Linked DNA regions of Homo sapiens: region 1 is linked to region 2. Evidence: read pairs that join two places in POLR2A ChIA-PET (ENCODE). Cell type or tissue: OCI-LY7. All regions are shown on one strand. Links, peaks and the distances in the headings refer to the core of each region. The heading gives the core; the rest is flanking DNA. Region 1 overlaps RESF1 (retroelement silencing factor 1). Region 2 has its middle 25 kb from the start of H3-5.

Region 1 (12,157 bases), core at 1,348-9,347, 220 kb before region 2:
AAAATATGTTGAGGCTGGGTATGGTGGTTCACGCCTGTAATCCCAGCACTCTGGGAGGCCAAGGCAAGCAGATCACATGAAGCCAGTTCAAGACCAGCCTGGCCAACATGGCGAAACCCTGTTTTGACTAAAAATACAAAAATTAGCTGGGCAGAGGTTGCAGTGAGCCGATATCACACGACTGCACTCCAGCCTGGGTGACAGAGCGAGACTGTCTCAAAAAACAAACAAACAAACAAACAAACAGAATTGCTGTATGGGTATGCGAAATACACTTTCTACTGAATGTGTATCACTTTCATACCATCACAGTCAAGAAATCCTAAGTCAAACCACTGCCAAGTCAGGGACTATCTGTACATTTCATTCCTGCTGCAGCTATTTTCTTCTGAATAATGGGGTCTTGTTTTGTCTTTTTCTACCTGAATGGGTGGAGTATTCTGTCCTGTTAGTTCTTTAGATCTGCTGCAGTCTTCCACTTTTTCGTTTGCTTTCTTTCAGAATTAGTAACACTGAAGCCCCAGATGGGTCTCTAAGTTGCTTTCCAAGAAATTCTTGTCATTTCCTCTTCATCTCTTTACCCTAACTTAGGACTTCAAGTTTGCTGCAACCTTTGCTACTGAATTTAGACATCTGTTTCTCCTGTGGGTTTTTTTTTTTTTGAGACAGGGTCTTGGCTCTGTTGCCCAGGCTGGAGTGCAGTGCTGCATCAGGGCTTATTGCAGCCTCAACTCCTGGGCTCAGGTGATCCTCCTTCCTCAGTCTGCCAAGCAGCTGGGACCACAGGTGCGCACCACTATGCCCAGCTAATTTTTTAAAAAGTTATTTGTAGAGATGGGATCTCCTGATGTTGCCGAAGCTGGTCTCAAACTCCTGGGCTCAAGCCATCCTCCGGCCTTGACCTCCCAAGTGCTGGGATGACACACATGGGCCCCACACCAGGCCAGATGTATGTTTCTTTATAGCAGATTGGGAGTTCATGGCATTTTTCTCTCACTTCATAGTTGGTTCACTGTTCTCCAGCCTCTTTGTCTAAGGTATATAATTCACTATTTCCCAGAGATCCCTTCTCCAGAACCAGCTTCACTCGCCCCTAATAGGCATTTAAAAAATGCCCATGTGGCCGGGCGCAGTGGCTCACACCTGTAATCCCAGCACTTTGGCAGGCTGAGGTGGGTGGATCACTGAGGTTGGAGTTCAAGATCAGCCTGGACAACATGGTGAAACTCTGTCTCTGCTAAAAATACAACAATCAGCCAGGTGAGGTGGTTCACGCTACTCAGGAGGCTGAGGCCGAGGCAGGAGAATCGCTTGAACCCAGGAACCAGAGGTTGCAGTGAGCCTAGGTCGCACCACTGCACTCCAGCCTGGGCGACACAGCGAGACTGTCTAAAAAATAAAATAAATAAATAAATAAAAATAAGTAAATAAAAATGCCCATGTAGCCATCACCTGAGATTTTTTTCTCCTCCCTTAGGTCTCACCTATTTGCGTCTTGTTGTGCCATGACAAAGCTGTATGACTTGTCTCCTGGACTGTCTCACCCAGCTTTGCCTTAGTGTACCTGGTTTGTGTTTTTCTTTCATCATGATTCTGAGTATTTCAGCCTCACATTCACCGTGCAGTGCTCATCCTGCTGTGCTGTCTGCACATGTCATTCAACTCATGCCTATCTCTGAAGCCTCTGGTCAATCTGTGTATCTGTCTTTTGAGTGTTTTCAGCTTCAGATTCCAAACATGCCTCTCGCTTTCTCTTTGAGATAATCATGTCTCTCCTGTTTCCAAGGAGCTTTTTTCTTACTCCAATCTTCGTACCCATTTGTATCTTTCGCATTTTTGGCTTTCTGCCTTCCAACCCGAGAGGCATTGTTTTCCCACTGTCAGGCCTCTCACTGCTCTTCATTCCCTCCTCTTTAGGTTATTTGTCCTGTTCTGATTAAGAGTATATTTCTTCATTGATGCAAGTTTTTCCCATATGCATGTTTCAATGCTAACTGACTTTTTTTTTGAGACAGAGTTTTGCTCTGTCGCCCAAGCTGGAGTGCAGTGGTCCGATCTCAGCTCACTGGAACCTCCGCCTCACAGGTTCAAGTGATTCTCCCGTCTCAGCCTACTGAATAGCTGGTATTACAGGCATGTGCCACTACACCTGACTAATTTTTATATTTTTAGTAGGCATGGGGTTTCATAATGTTGGCCAGGCTGGTCTCGAACCTCTGACCTCAGGCGATCTGCCTGCCTCGGCCTCCCAAAGTGCTGGTATTACAGGCGTGAGCCACCTCGCCCGGCCTCTACTCAATTTTTACACGCCTGCTTCTAAGTATTTGTTTGAAGCTCTCTTCACAACCGTTGTCAATTCCTTTTATAAAATGTGCTTCTTATTGTTTCTCTTGGTGAGTTTCTGCTGCTCTCCATTTTTGAGGCTCTGAACCCCTCTTTGCCTATTTTTTTTTTTTTTTTTTTGAGACAAGACTCTCTCTCTGTCACCCAGGCTGGAGTGCAGTGGCGACATATTGGCTCATGGCAAGCTCCGCCTCCTGGGTTCATGCCATTCTCTTGCCTCAGCCTCCCGAGTAGCTGGGACTACAGGTGCCCGCCACCACACTCGGCTTATTTTTTATATTTTCAGTAGAGACAGGGTTTCACCGTGTTAGCCAGGATGGTCTCAATCTCCTGACCTCATGATCCGCCTGCCTCGGCCTCCCAAAGTGCTGAGATTACAGGTGTGAGCCACCGTGCCCAGCCCCCTCTTTGCCCATTTAATGAACCAAAACTAAGACAAAAACTCTTGAGCTCTAGCTTTTAGTTTTCAAAGCCAAACCCTAACAACAAGGTACTTTCACTCCACTAATTAAATCATATATTCGGGTGGACACGGTGGCTCATGCTTGTAATCCCAGCATTTTGGGAGGCCGAGGCAGGTGGATCACCTGAGTTCAGGAGTTTGAGACCAGCCTGGCCAACATAGTGAGAGAAATCCAGTCTCTACTAAAAATACAAAAATAAGCCAGGCGTGGTAGTGTGCTTGTAGTCCCAGCTACTCAGGAGGCTGAGGCAGAAGAATTGCTTGAACCTGGAATGCAGAGGTTGCAGCAAGGCCGAGATCGTGCCACTGTACTCCAGCCTGGGAGACAGAGCAAGATGCCGTCTCAAAAAAAAAATCAAATACTCAAAGCTCTACTTTTTCTAGTTGGTCCTCAGCCCAAATCCCTTCCCAGCAAATAACACAGCTAGGACCGGTCTCATTATTAAAATACAGTCATCCCTGGGTATTGAAGAGGGACTGATTCCAGGACACTTCTGCAGCATCCACCCAAATAGATACCAAAATCTGGGGATGCTTAAGTTCCTTATGTAAAATGGCATAGTATATTGTATATAACCTAAAGCATACCCCCCACACATACCTTAAATAATTTCTAGATTACTTTTAATACCTAATACAATGTAAATGCTATGTAAACAGTTGTTATACTATATTGTCTTTTAAGTTTCTATTTTTATGGTTGTATTAATTTTTTTCCCAAATATTTTGGATCCACAGTTGCTTGAATCCACAGATACGGAACACGCAGATACGGAGGGCTGACTATACCTCAACCACACTTAATGGACTTTGAAAAGAGGGGACCAGATTCAAGTCCCTATTCAGTCACTAGCAATGAAACTTAAGTCAAATGATGTAACCTCTCATCTATAAAATGGAAATATCCTTGCCTAAATTGTATTGAAGATTAATCAAATTAACATGTAAATAATTGAATCCAGGGTCTGGCAAACTAAGTCCAGCCTGCTGCCTATTTTGGTAGATAAAGTTTAATTAGAGGCCAGGCACGGTGTCTCATGTCTGTAATCCCAGCACTTTGGGAGGCCGAGGCAGGTGGATTACCTGATGTCAGGAGTTTGGGACCGGCCTGGCCAACACGGTGAAACCCTGCCTCTACTAAAAATACAAAAATTAGCTGGGCGTGGTGGTATGCAACTGCAGTCCCAGCTACTTGGGAAGCTGAGGGAGAAAATCGCTTGAACCTGGGAGGCAGAGGTTGCAGTGAGCCAAGATGACGCCACTGCACTCCAGCCTGGGTGACAGAGTGAGACTCTGTCTCAAAATAAATAAATAAATAAATAAATAAATAAATAGTTAATCAGAACACAGCTGATACTCATCTACATATTATCTGCAGCCATTTCCCTGAAACAGAGTCAGAGCTGAGTAGTCAGGACAGACACCTTATGACCCAGAAAACCTAAAGTATTTGCTGTCTGGTCCTATACAGGTAAAATATGCAAACCTCTTAGCTAACTCATTGTGATAAGACTTATTTTCCTATTAAAATAAAATAAAGCTCAGCCTTTCATTCCACAGCACGACAACACAAAAATGTCCTCCTACCACTCAAACACAAACACTGAATGACTGAAAAAAAAAAAAGAACATGGATAAAATCATACTTTACAATCATATCATAACCATAATCCAATTTCCATATACCAGATAGGGAGATAAGTGAATGAAGATTTAAAAAGATGACTTTACCTCTCTCTTGGCTGTCTTTCTGTGTCCTTTTCTTTGTAGCAACAAATTTTAACCAGTCTTCTTTTGTACTTTTTATTCCTGAAACTATTTAAATATTCATTTTCAGAACTCTAGATATTGCTAATCATCTCCTTTAGTACTATAACAAAGGAAAATCATGTAAGCTGAAAATAGATTTTGAAAGGCCCTAGATATAACCACATGTAACACAACTCTAAAAAAAGGACTGGAAAAATGATTTCTATTTGAAATGCTTACCTCAATTAAAAAATGAGTTTATCTTTACTATGTAATTATGTTCCCCTCACATGAACTGAAGAGGTTAATACATCTCCAGATATTAAAGGACACATGAGATAGAAAACTACATTGCCCCCACCCACTTCCAATGTTCCCATTATATCCCCACCTCAAATTCCAAGGATCCAAATGAAAGAACCTATTGAAATCACCAATTTTTTACAAAATGAATATATCCCTATCTTCTTTTCCAGGAAAACATATCCTGTTTATGCTATTGTTTTATGAACCCCAACAAATATAGTCAGAAAAGCAGAGCAAAGACTTCAATTTCCATTCAAATCCTTTAGTTTTCCAATCTTTCTCAGCACAATGCTTTACATATAATATCCACTATGTCTAAATGTTCCCTTAGTACCATGAACAACTAGTTATCAATTTTCTCCTTCCTTCCTGCACTACATTGAGAAGTCTACCATTAAGCTACCTAATATTCATAGCTGCCAGCTTGGCTTTAAAGATTTTAAATTATAACACTGGACAATACTGCTTTCAAGGTTCTTCTATCTTATGAGTAGGCTAGATGTTACCATTTTAAATATAGTGATAACACAGCCATCAACTGTTTCAAAGAGGACAATTAGTTGACCCATTTCCATATGAACAAAAAGACTTCAGTATTCATCATTACTTATCCTCTAACATTCAGAACAAAATTTCAAGTTCACAGGGCTTTCAAATTACAAGTCCAAAGGAGAATTAACAAAACCAAGACTCTTACATTACTAGCTACTTGACACTTTTCTGACATTCCCACAAGGAATGTGGAATGTTTTTCACAGTACAGCCTTCTTGGTACTAACTGAAATATTTCTATCTGGCAAGTTTTACATATAGCTCGTCATGACGACCAATTTTCTACAATTTACAATAAGGTGGCAATGAACACAAAACAAATATTGCCCAATGAAACATTGGTTTACCAGGCAAAACAAATACTAGGTAGTGGCATAACACATTAAAGTCTTTCCCAGCAGCCCAAGACAGCATGAGAGGTGCTAGCCCAAATATTGACCTACGACTCTTTACAATATTGTAGACACCACCAAGAAAATCATACTGGACCTTGCAGAGGGGCTTGCTCCTTCCTAGGATGAGGCTTTACATCCTTCCGTTCTTCCACAGAGTTTGTATTCTTTAGTAAGATATCTGGACATAATTTAAACTCCAGCATGTTTGATTTTTCTGTGTTACCTTTCACCGGTAAAAAGGTCTTATGTTTATTTTCCTGTCTCTTATCTTTATGAAGCTTCCTGGGTGAACTTTCTAATTTGGTGAGAGAAATGCTTTCACGTTCAGTGCATTTAAACCCAACTCTATTCAGATATAATTTCTTTTGATCCTTTACTTGGGGAGGCATTTGGCTGAATTGAGCTTCGTTGCTTATATTGGTTAATTTGTCTAATTTAGTCTTATCAATCCATATTTTATCAGGCTGCTTCCCACCAACTTTTTCTTTAACATTCCTTAGAATGTTGTATGTTTTAGACTCCTGAGAATGGTGGATTTTGAGGTTTTTACCATGGCTTGTCAAGCCATTTAATGATTCTTTAGAGGTCTGCACGCCGCTGCTGTGTTTCTCATTTGATTTCCCACAACTTTCAACCTGCACGGCAAGTTTACTTGGTCTCATATGTTCAGAATCACATGGCACGTTTTTCACACAGATTTTCTTCGATGCTTTATTACTCAGAGCTTCTTTATGCTTCTGCCTTTGTAAATACTCCTTAGGAGTTAGAATTCTACTAAATTTAGATGAACTCGCTTTCGTGTCTACAGACTTAGTATTTGATACCATCTTTTCTTTAACAATGGCTCTTTCGTTTGGGTTTGACAAAGAGTCACCTAATTTGAATGTAGCTCCCACACTTCCTTTCTGTTCTTGTTTATCATGTTTCTTTTTCTTTACTTCCATATCTAATACGTTCCCTTGGTCTAACTTTCGTTTTTGTTTGAAGCTAACTGATTTGAGTTTCAATTTTATCTTTTCTGGTGATAATGACTGTCCCAAAGAACTATGCTTCTTATACACATCTTTATTTGGCAAAAAAGCTGTTTTTGTTTTTAGTGGACGTGAGTTCTGTGTTACATGTTTCTTCTGTCGGGTTTCCTGAGAAGCTTGTTCATAAGATGCTGTCATTTTATTACTGGAGTGAAAGGTTACCTCGTGAAACCTCAATTTTTTTCTTTTGTGATTTTGCAAGGGATTTAGTTTATCACATTTAGATGAAAACTGACCAGCAACTAATTCTTGTTCTGTCCTTGGTAAGCTTTTATGTTTTGTTTTGGGTGTATCTTTTCTACTGTCGTCTTGTAGTTCAGGAAAATGACTTTTCCCATCTGGAGGAGTCTTTGGATTATTTACAAGGCTCTTAAATTGAACAACAGTGACATCTCTATCAGAAGTTCTCTCTCCTTGTTTACAACTGTTGGTATCCAAAGGAGAACACTGCTCTTTTTGTTTCTCTTCCTCTGAAGATGAGTTCTTGATGGAATTACACTGACACTGGGGTACTCCTTCGTAAACCATGGAGAGCCAGCCCAATGCACAGCAGTGGATATCATCTTTCTCAGAGTCCAGTATCACAGAATCACGACTTTGTCCAGCTGCAGGTGCCTGCAGGTCACACTGGCTAACTACTTCTGTGATGGGCTCTTCTTTCTGAGGTTCTGCCAACTTGTCTACTACATAGGGTTGATCATCCTGTTCAGGAAATATTTCTTTCATTTGCTCTGAGCTTAATATTGTAATTTGTATTTGATCTGCTGGGTCTTTGGAGTCAGAACTGGTTTTATCAGCAGTTTGATCTTCTGAGGTCTGGTATGTAGTTTGCTGGCCCACAGAACCTTCACGTGTATTCACAGCCTCAATGCCATAAGGAAACTCTTTTAGAAGTTCTGACAGCTGGTCATGTAGGTATAAGACAGGTGCCTTATCACTGTGGATTTCATTTCTTGCAGGATCTTGGGGAGTATAGTTGCTGGATGCATCTATTTCCTGAGGGTAAATATCCTCCTGAATAGCAGCTGACGAGCACGTATCGTTAGCTGTGCTTTTTTCAGTGGCATGCTCCAAACTACTTTTCTCTAGAATAACTCTGTTTGTTTCAAGATTGTTAAAAGATGACTCTAAGGGTGGCTCTGACTTTGACTGATCACATATTTTATGTGAAACATCTGTGCACTGTACAGGTTTATCTTTTTGAAAACCAAAGTCTTTATTTTCAGTGGTATTATCTAATTGTTTTTCTGGTTCTCTGCTGCCAATCCCTTGCTGATTGGGTAGAGAAGGTTTCTGTGGCTCAACCATTTTCAAGGGAAGAGAGCTGAATATCTTTGCTATTTGGGAATTGTAAGAGGTATCACCTTCAACCAGAGAACAAATATTGTCAATCTGTAATGTATCACTACTCACAACAGTACTATTCCTTGACTCCTGTGAGATTTGCTGATCGTTCATAGGAGAATGGATAGCTGACTCTAATTTGTTATGCTTTCCTTGATTGACATTAGGTGTGACTTCTGAATTACCATTAGTTGACTCATTCTGCTTTTCCTTCTGAGTTAGTGGAAAAATCTTGGTTGATGTTGCTGTACTTGCTACTGGTCCACTAACATCAACTTTCAAAGCAGCAGTTGCCTTTGCATTTTCTGCCAATTGATTTTGTAAACTACAAACACTGCCTTCTTTAATAACGGGATACACTGTTTCAGGTAACACTGCAGGTGTTATTCCTTTGACAGACAATGTTTTGACCTCTGACAGAACTAACGGTGACACTACAGCTATCTGAAGTTCTGTTCCCTTTGTTATATTTATACCTGAAGACTCATAATTGTGCATTACCATCGACAAAGCTGTCTGCTGTGAGGGATTACTTATTTTATTCTGAGAATTTGAATTTCCCACAACTGAACAAGGACTCTTAACGTGGATGTTAGCAGGCTTTGAAATTCCAACTGCTGTTGTGTTTGTTCTGAGTTTATCACACTCCTTTTCTTTTGCAGTATCTGAAGGTTGCTTTTTCCACAGGGAAAGACAGGTTGCTAGCACTTCCATGGAACAGCTACTGTCACTTTTAGCAGGCATTCCTTTTGTTGAGGATTCTTGTCCACTGCAAAAGGAGTTGTCCAAAACCCTGCCACTTACATTAGAAGTACTTGGAGTTTCCATGTTCTTCAAATTCAGTTGGTTACCAGTCATTTGGGTATTTGGATTCATTTCACAACTGTCTGGTTTAGAATCCTGAATAGTTTGATTAGCATCTTTTAATACTGTCTTCTGAGTCTTACGTGCCTGTGAAAGCAAAGCGAGAAGTAGCATATTTTCATTTTGAATTTTTGATTTATATTCCTCAGTGGACATGGACTTGGGAACAGAAATTGTTTCACAAACTGCTGGTGAATTTTGCTCAACTTTGGTAACATTTTCTGATGAAAGCTGAGTATTCAATACTGCCTGGGTCATCTCAACAGCTGATGTCTTTGAAGTGAGAACTTTCACATCATGAGATGAGTCTGGCATTGGCCGCTTTTCAGAATAGACAGGATTTGGTAAAACAGAATCAACTTGGTTAAACCTTCTGCAATTGACTTCCTGAATGTCAGAATTCAACATACATTGAGTCTTATTTGTTTCTGCAGATTCCACTACTGTTGGTGTTTGTCTCTCTGCATTCTCTGGCATTACTGGAGTTATCTGGGGTCCAGACTGGATTTTGGCAGTTTGTTTTAGAGACAATTTAGAATTCTGAGCTGGTTCACTATAAGAAGTATTAGTCATTTTAATACAACCTGCTGCCATCAAAAGATCTTTATTGATTTTAATTTTCCTTGCAAGTTCTGAAAACTTCTGTTTTATCTCTACTAATGTTTTAATATCCCTTACTAGCTTTTCTTTTGCAACACTTGTGTCCAGTACTTGATTTGAAGTTGGATTGCAAGAATCCATTATTTTCTCTTCATTAGTTTGAGCAAGAGTCTGAACACCATCCACAGAAGATCTAATGGGACTGTTAAAAGGCTGTTTGCTGTTGGTATTTACTTTCAAGTTAGTGAAATTTCCAATTGTGCTGACATTTTCATTAGGGTTTTGCCACTGCTGTTGAAAGCTGGTCCTTATTTCAGATGACAGCATTTCTCGACTCTGAGGAACTTCCATAGACAAGTGTTTAGTAATATGCTGAGTACTTTGCAAAGGCTGGCTTCCATATCTACAGTTGTAAGGAGGAGGAGGAGGTCTTTTGTCAGTTTGCGTGGCATACTGCTGTGATGGTACAGCTGAGGTCTGCCTTGATGGTAAAGTTAATACAGAATTTAGAAGCTGACTATTTTTAACTTGCAATGATGTATGTGGTATAAAGTTTTGTTTTTGAATGGTAGAATCTGGTAAAAAGCTTTGTGGTGAGTAACGGTATAGCTTTGGAGGTGGTCTGTAATCTGGGTAAGTCAGTCCCTTAGATATACACTGTTGTGTCCAATCAACCTGTTGCTCTGAAAAAGACTGGTTAAGTCCCTGATTTCCTTGGTAAGCTACAGGAAGTCGTGTAGAATTAGAAGGGATCATCTGCATTTGCATAGAATAGGTATCTGATGTTATCAGTTGACTCTGTAGTGCCGGCATATTGGGTACGTTAGCTCCAAAATCAGTTTGATGAGATACAGTTGCCCCTATATGAGAATGCACAGGATTCCTCATTGGTGAGTTCAACCATACGTTTTGGGTAACTCCTGAAGACATCTGCAAATTGTGAGTTAGTTGTTTGGGTCCATTAACATTTGCATATGTTATTCTTTCTACTGAAGTGTGTGAGGCCACAACTGTCCCATTATGCATATCAGAAACAGAAATTTGTTGAGGATAATTTTGGATATTCAGCAGTGGCTGTGAAATTGGATTTGAATTACCGGGATACATGCATGCTTCTTGGTTACTTCCAGGATAGCTGAAAGAACTCTGAGATGTTGTGGTAATTTGGTTTATTAAAGACTGGTGCAAAAAAGGTGGCTGGCTTTTAGGATACAGTGGTGGTAATGTAGCACTCTTTGGTTTTTCATTCCAATTCATTGTCGGTTTGATATAGTAGCAGTGTATTACAAGTCAGTTATAAGTCAGTTACAAGTCAGTTGTCTGAATGTCAGGAATCTGTAAGAAATAAAGATATTTTATTAAAATGCTGTTTTGCCTAGATAGAATATCTAAGAAAATTAGTAGCTGACTGTCCATCCTAATTACTGAATCTTCAGAGCAGCCTCATCTTTAATTTGGGAAGAAGAGGAGCAATAGAGGATACAACAATAAATAAGGCAAGTGTCAATGAAATTTCTAACGTGTTTAACAGAAATTCATTCCACACAATGACAGCTAGCTTTTTGTTACATTTAAATGCCAATCACCTTCTGTTTTTACTTATTTTTAACAGACTTTCTTCTAAGTAATCCATGCTAACTGCATTTTTTAAAAAAGCTAACATGACAATAAAAATGAGAATTTAAAAAAAAAGGGAAGTTCAAACATATGGTTAAAAACATTCTCATTGTTCATTCGCAAAGTCTAAACTCCCCAGGGCTATTCAAGGTTACCTTAATGAACTCAGTAAATTTCTGGCATAAGGCCGGGTGCGGTGGCTCATGCCTGTAATCCTAGCACTTTGGGAGGCAGAGGCAGGTGGATCACCTGAGGCCAAGAGTTTGAGACCAGCCTGGCTAACATGCCAAACCCCATCTTTACTAAAAATACAAAAATTAGCGGGGTGTGGTGGTGCACACCTGTAATCCCAGCTACTCAGGAGGCTGATGCACAAGAATCACTTGAACCTGGGAGGTGGAGGATACAGTAAGCCAAGATCACACCACTGCACTCTAGTCTGGGTGACAGAGTGAAGACTCTGTTTCAAAAAAAAAAAAAAAAAAAAGGAAAAGAAAATTTCTGGCATAAGCAAACACTAATTCATAAATATCTTTTGTTATTCATAATGAACTCTGTATGCACATACCTGAGTCTATGCTACTAAGGTGACTTAAAGTGGGGGCCCCTAGATACCATCAGGATACAGCTGGTGGTCACCAGGAAAACCAAGTATTAGACGGTTGGAACTTTTAGTTCTAACCACTGACCTCCATAAAGTGGTGGGGGGAGCTGGAGATTGGACTCTATAAAAAGTCTTGGCTGGGTGTGGTGGCTCATGCCTGTAATCCCAGCAGTCTGTGAGGCTGAGGCAGGAAGATCTCTTGAGCCCAGGAGTTCAAGACCAGCCTGGGAAACATAGTGAAACCCTGTCTCTACTGAAAATTAAAAAAAAAAAAAAATTACCCCGTCAT
Region 2 (12,157 bases), core at 1,642-9,641:
CTATGCAGCAAGCATGGACTACACATAGGTAGAGAATGGAAAGGGTGGCTGCCCAGAGGTCAAGTCTTCTGCACACGCTTCAGCCTCACCTCTTGCAGCTGAGCATGCTGTGTGGTGGAGGGGCATGGAAGCTGCACCCAGCATTGCCAGACATCAGAAGGTCTCTGCTGTTTAGCTGTGTGCATTGTTTACCGTGTACCTTTTAAGGCTAAGTAAACTGTGACTTGTGAGTCTTTTTTTTAAAAATCAATTTTGATCTTAGGACTAACAGATATTGAGTAACATGTATAGCAAATAGTCCACTAAATTCCTACACCTGAGTCCTGCCCTTCAATAATTGGATTATTAAAGTTGTTTGTTCAATCACTTACTTGTAGTCAATTCTGTAGGTTAGCTCACCTGTCACTCATTCCAACTCTTATTTCAATTTTCCTTCCTTCTTTAGAGAAGGAGGAAAGCTAAAAACTTCCCTTCTCAGATTTCCTTGTAGCTAGGGGTGGTCCCATGACTCAATTCTGGCTAACAAAATGTAAGCTGAATTTTGCTGGTACTGCCTCTTCCATTTCTTTTTTCCTGCCTGGAACCGGTGAGGATGCCTGAGGCTCAGCAGTCATTGCTAAGCATGGTAGTGATCAGGACACTAGGGGTCAGTTTCCTTGCTGGCATTGTTGAGGCCATCACAATCAGCCTTGAGCTTCCCGTTCCCAGATTTCCTGCTATAGGAGACAGAGAGATCCCTTACTTGTTTAAGCGGTCAAGTGCAATTCTAACGGATATATTTATAAATTCAATTTCCACGTGTGGTAGGAAGAATAAAGGTCCCCTAAACATGTTCGTGTCCTAATCCTTGTGACCTGCAAATATGTTAACTTACATGGCAAGAGGGATTTTGCAGGTGTGACTAAATTAAGGCCCTCAAGGTAGGAAGAGTATCCTTGATCCTCCAGGCAGGCTCAAGGTAATTGTAAAGGTCCTTACAACTGAAAGAGGGAGGACGAAGGGGTTGTCAGAGAAAGAGATATGACAACAGAAGTAGGGTCAGAGAAACGTTTGTTGCTCGCTTTGAAGAAGGAGAAAAGGGGCTGTGAGCCAAGGAATGTGGGTAACCTCTAGAAGCTGGAAAAAGAAAGGAAACAGATTCTTCCCTAGAGCCTCAAGAAGGAATTCAGCTCTTCCAGTATCTTGGTTTTTAGTCTAGTGAGACCTGTGTCAGATTTCTAATATACTGAATCATAAGATGATAAATTTGTATTGTGTTAAGTGACTAAATTTGTGGTAATTTGTTACAGCGGAAGAGAAAATTAATACACTATATTATGACCTTTTAATATAAAATTATGATAGGTCAAAAGAAATTAAAATTTTCAGTGCAAGATTCCTCTAGTTTTTAAAATCAAGACCAAGCAAAAAAAGATGGAACTTTTTTTTTTTTTTTTTTTTTTTGAGATGGAGTCTCACTCTGTTGCCCAGGCTGGAGTGCAGTGGTGCTATCTCAGCTCACTGCAAGCTCCACCTCCCGGGTTCACGCCATTCTCCTGCCTCAGCCTCCCAAGTAGCTGGGACTACAGGCGCCTACCACCACACCTGGCTAATTTTTTTGTGTTTTTAGTAGAGATGGGGTTTCACTGTGTTAGCCAGGATGGTCTCGATCTCCTGACCTCATGATCCGCCCACCTTGGCCTCCCAAAGTGCTGGGATTATAGGCGTGAGCCACCGCGACCGGCCTTCGTTTTTAGAATTTAAAAAAAATCCCCACAAACCTAGAAAAAGACTGATTTTTTTTTTTTTTAAACAGAGTCTCACTCTGTCACCTAGGCTGGAGTACAGTGGCGTGATCTGGGCTCACTGCAACCTCCGCCTCCTGGGTTCAAGCGATTCTCCTGCTTCAGCCTCCCGAGTTGCTGGGACTACAGGCATGTACCACCATGCCCAGGTAATTTTAGTATTTTTTGGTAGAGACGGGGTTTCACCATGTTGGCCAGGCTGGTTTTGAACTCGTGACCTCAGGTGATCCACCCGCCACAGCCTCCCAAAGTACTGGGATTACAGGTGTGAGCCACTGTGCCCAGCCGAGACTGAAATTTTTATAGCATGGTACCAACTAAACACCAATGCTTGTTTTAAACCTGTTGTAATTGATCAGTGATAGCTCCTTCAGCAAACACATCTAGGTAACAGAAAATGAACTTCTGTAACCCATGCTTTTATGACTGATTTTCCAAACTACTCCTGCCTCAGTAACCAATACACCCCATAACAAACCCTTCCCATAAAGCCTATATGTTTTTTGAGACGGAGTCTCGCTCTGTTGCCCAGGCTGGAGTGCAGTGGTGCAATCTCGGCTCACTGCAAGCTCTACCTCCTGGGTTCACGCCATTCTCCTGCCTCAGCCTCCTGAGTAGCTGGGACTACAGGTGCCCGCCACCAGACTCAGTTAATTTTTTTGTATTTTTAGTAGAGATGGGGTTTCACCGTGTTAGCCAGGATGGTATCGATCTCCTGACCTCATGATCCACCTGCCTCAGCCTCCCAAAGTGCTGGGATTACAGGCATGAGCCACCATACCCAGCCAAAGCCTGTATTTTCTTTGTTCAACAAGACTAATCAGCATAGCTTTGGGTTGGTGATCTCATCCTTTGATATACTGTATATTTTTCCTAAACAAAGGGAGACTTCATTTAACAAGGGTCAAGGCAAATACAGAATATCTAGTAGATAAAAGCAGAGTACCAAGTTTTGTACTATTCAATGAAGGGAGGTAGGAAAGTGGTATATGATAATTTGTTTTAATTATGTGAAGAAATAACTTTATGTATTGGTTTGAAACTCTTGATTTTTTCCTATGTTTTTATTTGAAAAACAAAAATGCTAAAAATGAATAAAATCCTTCATGATCCCACCATCTTCATATTTGAAATATTTAAAAAAGTAAAAGTCTTCCCCTTGTCTCCTTTCTAGCAATCCCATCCAACAGATGTAATTGCTATTAATAATTCTAGCCAGGCGTGGTGGCACACACCTGTAGTCCCAGCTACTGAGGAGGCTGAGGCAGGAGAATTGCTTAAACCCAGAAGGTGGAGGCTGCAGGGAGCTGACATTGCACCACTGCACCCCAGCCTGGTCGACAGAGTGAGACCCTGTCTCAAAAAAATAAAATAAAAATAAAAAGTTGTGTGTATCCTTTCAGATGTATACTTAGGCACGGGGTGTTATAATAAATCTATTTTAACCAACTGCCATAGTTGCTGGGGCCTTTAGAACCTATTTTATGTAATTGGATATAGTTTAGTAACTTCAGCATGCTTGTGAGCTTCTTGAGAACAGCAGCCAGGATACACTAATCTCTGTATAACAGATAATATTAAATAATAGGTTTCCAGCAAATACTGACTAATTGAATTAAGAATTAGGAATTTCTCTAATAAGATCCCACTTAATCTCTGGTATAAGAATACAATTTGTGGTCCTAAAGAGATGTGGGTTCAGATACTGGATCCAACTGTAGTAGCCTCTCTGGCATCTGAATGTTTAAAGTTCTGGGACAGCCTTGCTCAAAGAATAGTCAGCTGGTGGTCTATCAAGTAGTCAAGAGAGTTTGGCCATTTCAGAGGAAAAAAATAAAGAAGTATAATAATTTTGTTCAAATACATTTTATCAATGTGAAATTAAGATTAAGAATTATTTTTGGCTGGGTGCGGTGGCTCATGCCTGTAATCCCAGCACTTTGGGAGGCCGAGGTGGGTGGATCACGAGGTCAGGAGACCAAGACCATCCTGGCTAACACAGTGAAACCCCATCTCTACTAAAAATACAAAAAATTAGCTGAGCGTGGTGGTGGGTACCTGTAGTCCCAGCTACTCGGGAGGCTGAGGCAGGAGAATGGTGTGAACCTGGGAGGTGGAGCTTGCAGTGAGCTAAGATCACACCACTGCACTCCAACAGAGTGAGACTCCATCTCAAAAAAAATTTTTTTTACAGAAATTCTGCTATATTTTCAGTGTATCATTTATTTTTATTTTTTTGAGACAGGGTCTCACTCTTGCCCAGGCTGGAGTACAGTGGTGAGATCATGGTTCACTGCAGCCTTGACCTCCCAAGTTCACTCTATCCTCTCACCTCAGCCTCCTGAATACCTGGAACCTCAGGAGTGTGCCACCATGCCCTGCTAATTTTAAAATTTTTTGTAGAGATAGGATCTTACCATGTTGTCCAGGGTTGTCTTGAACTCCTGGGCTAGAGCAATCCTCCCCTCTTGGCCTCCCAAAGTGTGGGATTACAAGTGTGAGCCACTGTACCCGGTCCATTATTTACTTTTAAATTAGATGTGACTTTCATAAGACTCAAAATTGAAAAAGGTTAAAGATAAACAGTATAAGGTCTCCCCCTAACCACATCCCCTAAGCCAGTATTGATCAGCATGTGTATCCCCTTACAGAGATATTTTACAGTATACAAGAAAACACACACACATACACAAATACACACACATTTTGCCCCCCGCCTTTTTTTTTTTTTTTTTGAGACGGAGTCTTGCTTTGTCACCCAGGCTGGAGTGCAGTGGCACGATCTCAGCTCACTGCAACCTCCACCTCCTGGGTTCACGCCATTCTCCTGCCTCAGCCTCCCGAGTAGCTGGGACCACAGGTGCATGCCACCATGCCTGGCTAATTTTTTGTATTTTTAGTAGAGATGGGGTTTCACCGTGTCAGCCAGGATGGTCTTGATCTCCTGACCTCGTGATCTGCCCGTCTTGGCCTGCCAAAGTGCTAGGATTACAGGCATGAGCCACCACACCCGGCCCATTTTGCTCTTTTTTACACAAGCAACATAAGCTATACACTTTTCTGCACCTTACTTGTTCCATGAAACAGTATATCTAGGACAATGGTCTCCTACTTTTTTGACACTAGGGACTGGTTTTGTGGAAGACAATTTTCCATGAATCAGGGTGGGGAGGGATGGTTTCAGGATGATTCAAGCGCATTACATTTATTGTGCACTTTATTTCTATCATTATTATATTGTAATATATAATGAAACAATTATACAACTTGCCATAATGTGGAATCAGTGGGAGCCCTGAGCTTGTTTTCCTGCAATAAGATGGTCCCATATGGGGGTGATGGGAGACAGTAACAGATCATCGGGCATTAGATTCTCATAAGGACACTCAACCTAGATTCCTGAATGCTCTGGTCATGATAGGGTTCATGCTCCTATGATAATCTAGTGCCACCGCTGATCTGACAGAAGGTGGAGCTCAGGTGGTAATGTGAGTGATGGGGAGCAGCTGTAAATACAGATGAAGCTCTGCTTGCTTGCTCACTGCTCACCACCTGCTGTGGGGTCCACTTCCTGACAAGCCACAGACCAGTAGGATTGGGGACCCCTGGTCTAGGACTCTCCTCCCTCCCTCCCTCCCTTCCCTTCTCTCTTTCTCTCTCTCTCTCTCATCTAGGACTCTTTCTTTCTCTCTTCCTTTCTTTCTTTCTTGCTTTCACTGTCTCTCATCTAGGACTCTCTCTCTCTCTCATCTAGGACTCTTTCTTTTTTTTCCTTCCTTCCTTCTCTCCTTCCTTCCTTCTCTCTCCCTCCCTCCCTCCCTCCCTTCCTTCCTTCCTTCCTTCCCTCTCCCTCTCTCCCTCCCTCCCTCCCTCCTTCCTTCCTTCCTTCCTTTCTTCCTTCCTTCCTTCCTTCCTTCTCTCTCTCTTTCTTTCATTTTCTCTCTTTCTCTCTCTTGTCTAGGACTCTCTCTCTCTCTCTCTTTTTTTTTTTTGTTGAGATGGAGTCTTGCTGTTGCTCAGCCTGGAGTGCAATGGTGTGATCTCGGCTCACTGCAATCTCTGCCTCCTGGGTTCAAGTGATTCTCCAGCCTCCGCCTCCCAAGTAGCTGGGATTACAGGCACACACCACCATGCCTGGCTAATTTTTTTTTTTTTTTGGATTTTTAGTAGAGATGGGGTTTCACTATGTTGGCCAGGCTGGTCTCAAATTCCTGACCTCAAGTGATCTGCCCGCCTTGGCCTCCTGAAGTGCTGGGATTACAGGTGTAAGCCACCCACCGCACCCAGCCTCTTTCTCTCCCTCCCCTCCTCTTTCTTTTAATTTTTAGTAGAGGTGGGGTTTTACCATGTTGGCCAGGCTGGTCTTGAATTTCTGACCTCCAGTATTCTGCCTGCCTTAGCCTCCCAAAGTGCTGGGATTACAGGCATGAACCACCATACCTGGCCTAGGACACTTTCCATATCAGTAGACAAAGAACAGCTTCATTCTTTTTCATAGCTGCAGAGAATTCTTGAATGGATACAAAGACTGTTTTCTTAATTACAAAGAAGATTTTAATAAATAGCTTTGTACAAATGTCAATTTAGGCTTTCCTCTTCGTTTTGACTAGTTTTCTATCATTTCCCTTCTTCATCAAACGTACGTTGAATTTTTATTTTTTTCTGTTTGAACTTTCAAATCAGCCTGTCTTTTTTTTAAAAAAATCCTTAGAATTTGGGAGAGGAGTTATTATAAATTAATTTAGAAAGAATTGAAGTTTTATCATGTTGAAGCATCCTATATTATCAAGTTATGCCTTTTTATTTGTTCAAACCTTCTCTTTTTTTGAGACAGTCTGGCTCTGTTGCCCAGACTGGAGTGCAGTGGCACAGGCTTGGCTTACTGCAACATCTGCTTTCTGGTCTGAAGCCATCCTTCCACCTCAGCCTCATGAGTAGCTGGGACTAAAGGCTCAAGCCAGTAACGCCCGGCTAATTTTTGTATTTTTTGTAGAGACAGGGTTTCACCATGTTGGCCAGGCTGGTCCCAAACTTCTGAGCTCAAGTGATCCACCCACGTTGGCCTCCCAAAGTGTTGAGATTACAGGTGTGAGCCACCACGCCTGGCTGCAAACCATCTTTTATTTCCTTTAGTAGCGAGTTTAAAGTTTTCTTCGTTTAGATTTTGCACATTTATTGTTAGATTATTCCCAGAAATTATTTTTCTGTTGCTATTGTAAATAGATGTTTTTGAACTGCTTATTGTTTGTATATATGAAAATGATTGATTTTGACTGTTAATGTCATGCTAGTCCACCTGAATTCTCTTATGATCTATAAAATTTTGTGTTTTTCTCTCAGGTTTTTCCATGTATATAATCCTATCATCTAGAAATAATTTATAAAATTACCACATCCTTTCCCTGTAAAACCATTTTTTCCCTTTTCTAAAAGTTTAATTCTGTTATAATAAACTTAAAACTTAACCATATTTTTGAGATATAATTCAAGCACAAATAAATTTCACCATTTTAAAGTGTGTAGGTCAGTGATTTTTAGTGTAGTCACAAGGTTGTACAACCATCACCACTAGTTTCAAAACATTTTTATCATCCCAAAGTGAAACTCCGTAGCCATTATTAGTCACTCCTCATCCTTCCTTCCCCCTAAGCTCTGGCAGCCACTAGTCTATAGTTTGTCTCTGTGGATTTACCTATTTTGGACATTTCCTATAAAAAGGGAAGCTTTTTGTATATAGCTTCTTTCAGTGAGTACAATGTTTTTGAGGTTCATCTATGTTTTAGCATCTTTCATACTTCATTCCTTTTTATGACTAAATAATACTCGATTTTATGGATATACCACATTTTGTTTATCCATTCATCAGTTGATTAACATTTCAGTTGTTTCCTTTTTTTGCTATCTTATATGAACATATGTTTTCAATTCCCTAAGGTACGTACCAAGGAGTGAAATTGCTCATCATATTAGTAATTCTAGGTTTAAGTTTTTTTTTTGTTTGTTTTTGAGACGGAGTCTCCCTCTGTTGCCCAGGCTGGAATGCAGTGGCGCGATCTCGGCTCACTGCAAGCTCCACCTCCTGGTTTCTCGCCATTCTCCCGCCTCAGCCTTCCAAGTAGCTGGGACTACAGGTGCCTGCCACCACGCCCAGCTAATTTGGTTTCTGTATTTTTAGTAGAGATGGGGTTTCACCGTGTGGCCTCATGATCCACCTGCCTCAGCCTCCCGAAGTGCTGGGATTACAGGCGTGAGCCACCACACCCGGCCTCTAGGTTTACCTTTTAAAGGAACTCCCAAACTGTTTTTTTACTACCATTTCATATTTCTACCAGCAATTTCCATGGGTTCCTATTTCTCCACAACCTCATCAACACCTGTAATTGTTTTAAAAAATTATTATACGGCTGGGCCCAGTGGCTCACACTTGTAATCTCAGCACTTTGGGAGGCTAAGGCGGGTAGATCGCTTGAGGTTGGGAGTTTGAGACCAGATCGGCCAACATGGTGAAATCCTGTCTCTACTAAAAATTTAAAAAATAGCTGGGCATCGTGGCACATGCCTGTAGTTCCAGCTATTCAGGAGGCTGAGGCATGAGAATTGCTTGAACCCGGGAGGCGGAGGTTGCAGTGAGCTGAGATGGGATCACACCACTGCACTCCAGCCTGGGCTACAGAGTGAGACTCCATCTCAAAAAAAAAAAATTAAAAGTTAAAAAAATTAGAGTAGCCATCATAGTGGGTATGACTTAGTATCTCCTAGTTTTGATTTGTAATTCCCTAATGATTAGCAGCATTGAGCATCTTTTCATATGCTTATTGGTCATTTGTTGTCTTCTTTGAAGAAATGCCTATTCAAATCCTTTGTCTTGGCCTGTGGATGGCTCATGCCTGTAATCCTTGCACTTTAGGAGGCCGAGGCAGGCAGATCACTTGAGGTCAGGAGTTCAAGACCAGCCTGGCCAATGTGGGGAAACCCCGTCTCTACTAAAAATAAAAAATAAAAAATAAATTAGCTGGGCGTGGTGGCGGGCGCCTGTAATTCCAGCTACTCTGGAGGCTGAGGCAGGAGAATCACTTGAACCTAGGAGACGGAGGTTGCAGTGAGTGGAGATTGCGCCACTGTACTCCAGCTTGGGGGACAGAGCAAGACTTCATCTCAAAAAAAAAAAAAAAATCCTTTGTCAATTTTTTAGTTGGGTTGTCTTTTATTGCTGAATTGTTAGAGTTTTTTATATATTCTAGATACAAGTTCTTTTTTTTTGAGACGGAGTCTTACTCTGTCCCCCAGGCTGGAGTGCAGTGGCACGATCTTGGCTCACTGCAAGCTCCGCCTCCCGGGTTCACGCCATTCTCCTGCCTCAGCCTCCCGAGTAGCTGGGACTACAGGCATGCGCCACCACGCCCGGCTAATTTTTTGTATTCATAATAGAGACGGGGTTTCACGGTGTTAGCCAGGCTTGTCTCTATCTCCTGACCTTGTGATCCACCTGCCTCGGCCTCCCAAAGTGCTGGGATTACAGGCGTGAGCCACCATGCCCGGCCAATTCAAGTTCTTTACTAGAATGACTTGCAAATATTTTATCCTTTTCTATAGGTTGTCTTTTCAGTTTCTGGATAATGTCCTTTGTAGCACTAAAGTGTTTAATTTTGGAGTAGATCAATTTTTCTATTTTTTTCTTTTATAGTTTGTGTTTTTGGTGCCATAACTAAAAAAACATTACCTAATCCAAGGTCACAGGGATTTACATCTATGTTTTCTTCTAAGAGTTTATAATTTTAGCTCTTATGTTTAGGTCCTGATCCATTTTGAGTTAATTTTTGTATATAGTGTATGGTACTCAGGTGCCAAATTCATTATTTTGTATGTAGATATCTAGTTGTTCAGAACCATTTGTTGAAAGATTATTCTTTCCTCCATTGAACTGTCTTGGCAGCCTTGTTGAAAATCAATTGATGCAAGAGTCTGGGTTTATTTCTGGACTCTCAATTCATTGTCCTCAACTACATGTCTATTCTTATGCCCATACTACAGTCTTGATATTATAGCTTTAAGCAAAGTTTTGAAATGGGGAGGTGTGAGTCTTTCAATTTTTAACTTTTTCAAGATTGTTTTGGTTATTCAGGGCCCCTTGCAGTTCTATATGTATTTGAGGATCAGCTTTTACATTTCTGAAAAAATTAAAAATGCTGTTGGAATTTTGACAGGGATTGTGTTGAGTCTGCAGATTAATTTAAGAAGTACTGATATCTTAACAATATTAGATATTCCAATCCATGAAAACAGATGTTGTTTCAACTAGTCTTCTTTCTTTTTCTCTTTTTCTTGCTTCTCTTTTTGGTTTTCAGTAGGATCTTGCTCTGTCACCCAGGCTGGAGTACAGTGGCGCGATCATAGCTAACTACAAACTCAAACTCCTGATCCTCCTGCCTCAGCCTCCTGAGTCATCTCTTTCAATGATCTCTTTTTCAGTATGAGTCATCCATTTCTTTTGTTTGTTTGTTTCTTTTTTTTTTTTTTTTTGAGACGGAGTCTCACACTGTTGCCTGGGCTGGAGGGCAATGGCACGATCTCAGCTCACTGCAACCTCCACCTCCCGGGTTCAAGCAATTCTCCTGCCTCAGCCTCCCGAGTAGCTGGGATTACAGGTGCCCGCCACCACACCCAGCTAATTTTTTTGTATTTTTAGTAGAGATGAGGTTTCACTATGTTGGCCAGGCTGGTCTCGAACTCCTGACCTCATGATCTGCCTGCCTCGGCCTCCCAAAGTGCTGGGATTACAGGTGTGAGCCACCTTGCCTGGCTGAGTCATCCACTTCTTTTGTTAAATTTGTTGCAAAGTATTTTATTATATTTGATGGTATTATAAATGGAATTATTTTCTTAATTTTATTTTTGGATTGTTCATTGTTACTTTATAGAAATACAACTGATTTTTGTATATTGATCTTGCATTGTTGCACCATTCTGAGCTTGTTTATTAGCCCTAATGGATTTTTTGTGAATTGTTTAGGGATTTTTATCTCATCTGCAAAAAAAGATAGTTGTCCCTCCTCTTTTCCAACCTAGATGCCTTTTATTTTATTTTCTTGCCTAATTGCCTTGGCTAGAACTTCCAGTTCAATTTTGAATGCAAGTGATGACAGCAGGCATTGTTGTCTTGTTTCCAATAACTTTTAACTTCTAATTTTCCCCCAAATATAAAGATAAACACATTAGATAGAAAAATATTACTGATAATAGTAGTCATCATTATTTAAAATCTTTTGTTAATGGGAGTACTTCTAATATTTTCCTTTGAACATAAGCTGTCTTGAGGTTAAAATAGATTCATATTAAGGAAATGTCTTCTATTCTTTTTTTTTATTTTTCAAATTTAATTAAAAAAATTTTTTATTTCCTCATTCTTGCTGTCAACTTATATTCTTATTCTTTTATGATCATTTTTGATTGAAAAGTAGATGGGCCAGGCACTGTGGTTCACATCTATAATCCCAGCATTTTGGGAGGCCGAGGCAGATGGATCACTTGAGGTCAGGAGTTCGAGACCAGCCTGGCCAACATGGTGAAACCCCATCTCCATTAAAAATACAAAAATTAGCAAGGCATGGTGATGCATGCCTATAATCCCAGCTACTTGGGACACTGAGGCAGGAGAATCACTTGAACCCAAGAGGCTGAGGTTGCAGTGAGCTGAGCTGAGATCGCACCACTGCACTCTAGCCTGGGTGAAAAAGCGAGACTCTGTCTAAATAAATAAATAAATAAATAAATAAATAAATGTTAAAAGGTTTTTTTTTTGTTTTTTTTTTTTGAGATGGAATCTCACTCTGTCGCTCAGGCTGGAGTGCAGTGGTGTGATCTCAGCTCACTGCAACCTCCACCTTCCAGGTTCACGTCATTCTCCTGCCTCAGCCTCCAGAGTAGCTGGGACTACAGGTGCCTGCCACCACGCCTGGCTAATTTTTTGTATTTTCAGTAGAGACAGGGTTTCACTGTGTTAGCCAGGATGGTCTCAATCTCCTGATCTCATGATCTGCCCACCTTGGCCTCCCAAAAGCTTTTAATCAAATTATTTTTCAAAGTCTGTTGAGTTGATTGTCCTTGGGTCTCTTTATAAAATAGATTTCCTAATAATTTATTATCCTTGTATTTCTGAAATAATCCCCATTTTTGTCCTTTCATTCTTGTAAGGTATTACAGGATTCTTTTTCCTAGTACCTAGTATTATTTCATCAATACATATAAATGAGATTAGTGCTCAGGTTTTTTTCTACACACCTTGTTAGAGTTAGTGTCAAACTATTCTTGCTTCATAGAAGTATTTTAGATGGTTTCTTTCTTTTTTTTATGTGTTAGAAAAGCTCACATAGCTT

What was found. ChIA-PET counts read pairs that join two places held together with the same protein. Peaks named below come from ENCODE experiments on the same cell type or tissue, not always from the same donor. Only the 100,000 strongest peaks of a DNase experiment are listed, where the experiment ranks them.
Region 1: POLR2A ChIA-PET joins it to region 2 with 10 read pairs; 3 of 35 experiments call an interaction of 5 or more read pairs at or near these places.

Annotation. Positions count from the first base shown.
Region 1 is chr12:31,979,703-31,991,859 of GRCh38, reverse strand. RESF1 (retroelement silencing factor 1) reads right to left here. Exons shown (of 6, transcript NM_018169.4): 4 at 5,903-10,982; 5 at 4,538-4,621. The coding sequence starts at 10,904. Among named protein-coding and RNA genes, the nearest start is that of RESF1, 26 kb to the right of the region's middle. In OCI-LY7, for the core only: no CTCF peak of the experiment used is centred there; no DNase peak of the experiment used is centred there.
Region 2 is chr12:31,761,361-31,773,517 of GRCh38, reverse strand. No RefSeq gene overlaps it. Among named protein-coding and RNA genes, the nearest start is that of H3-5, 25 kb to the left of the region's middle. RefSeq lists a silencer at 6,588-6,801. In OCI-LY7, for the core only: no CTCF peak of the experiment used is centred there; a DNase peak (open chromatin) is centred at 5,297.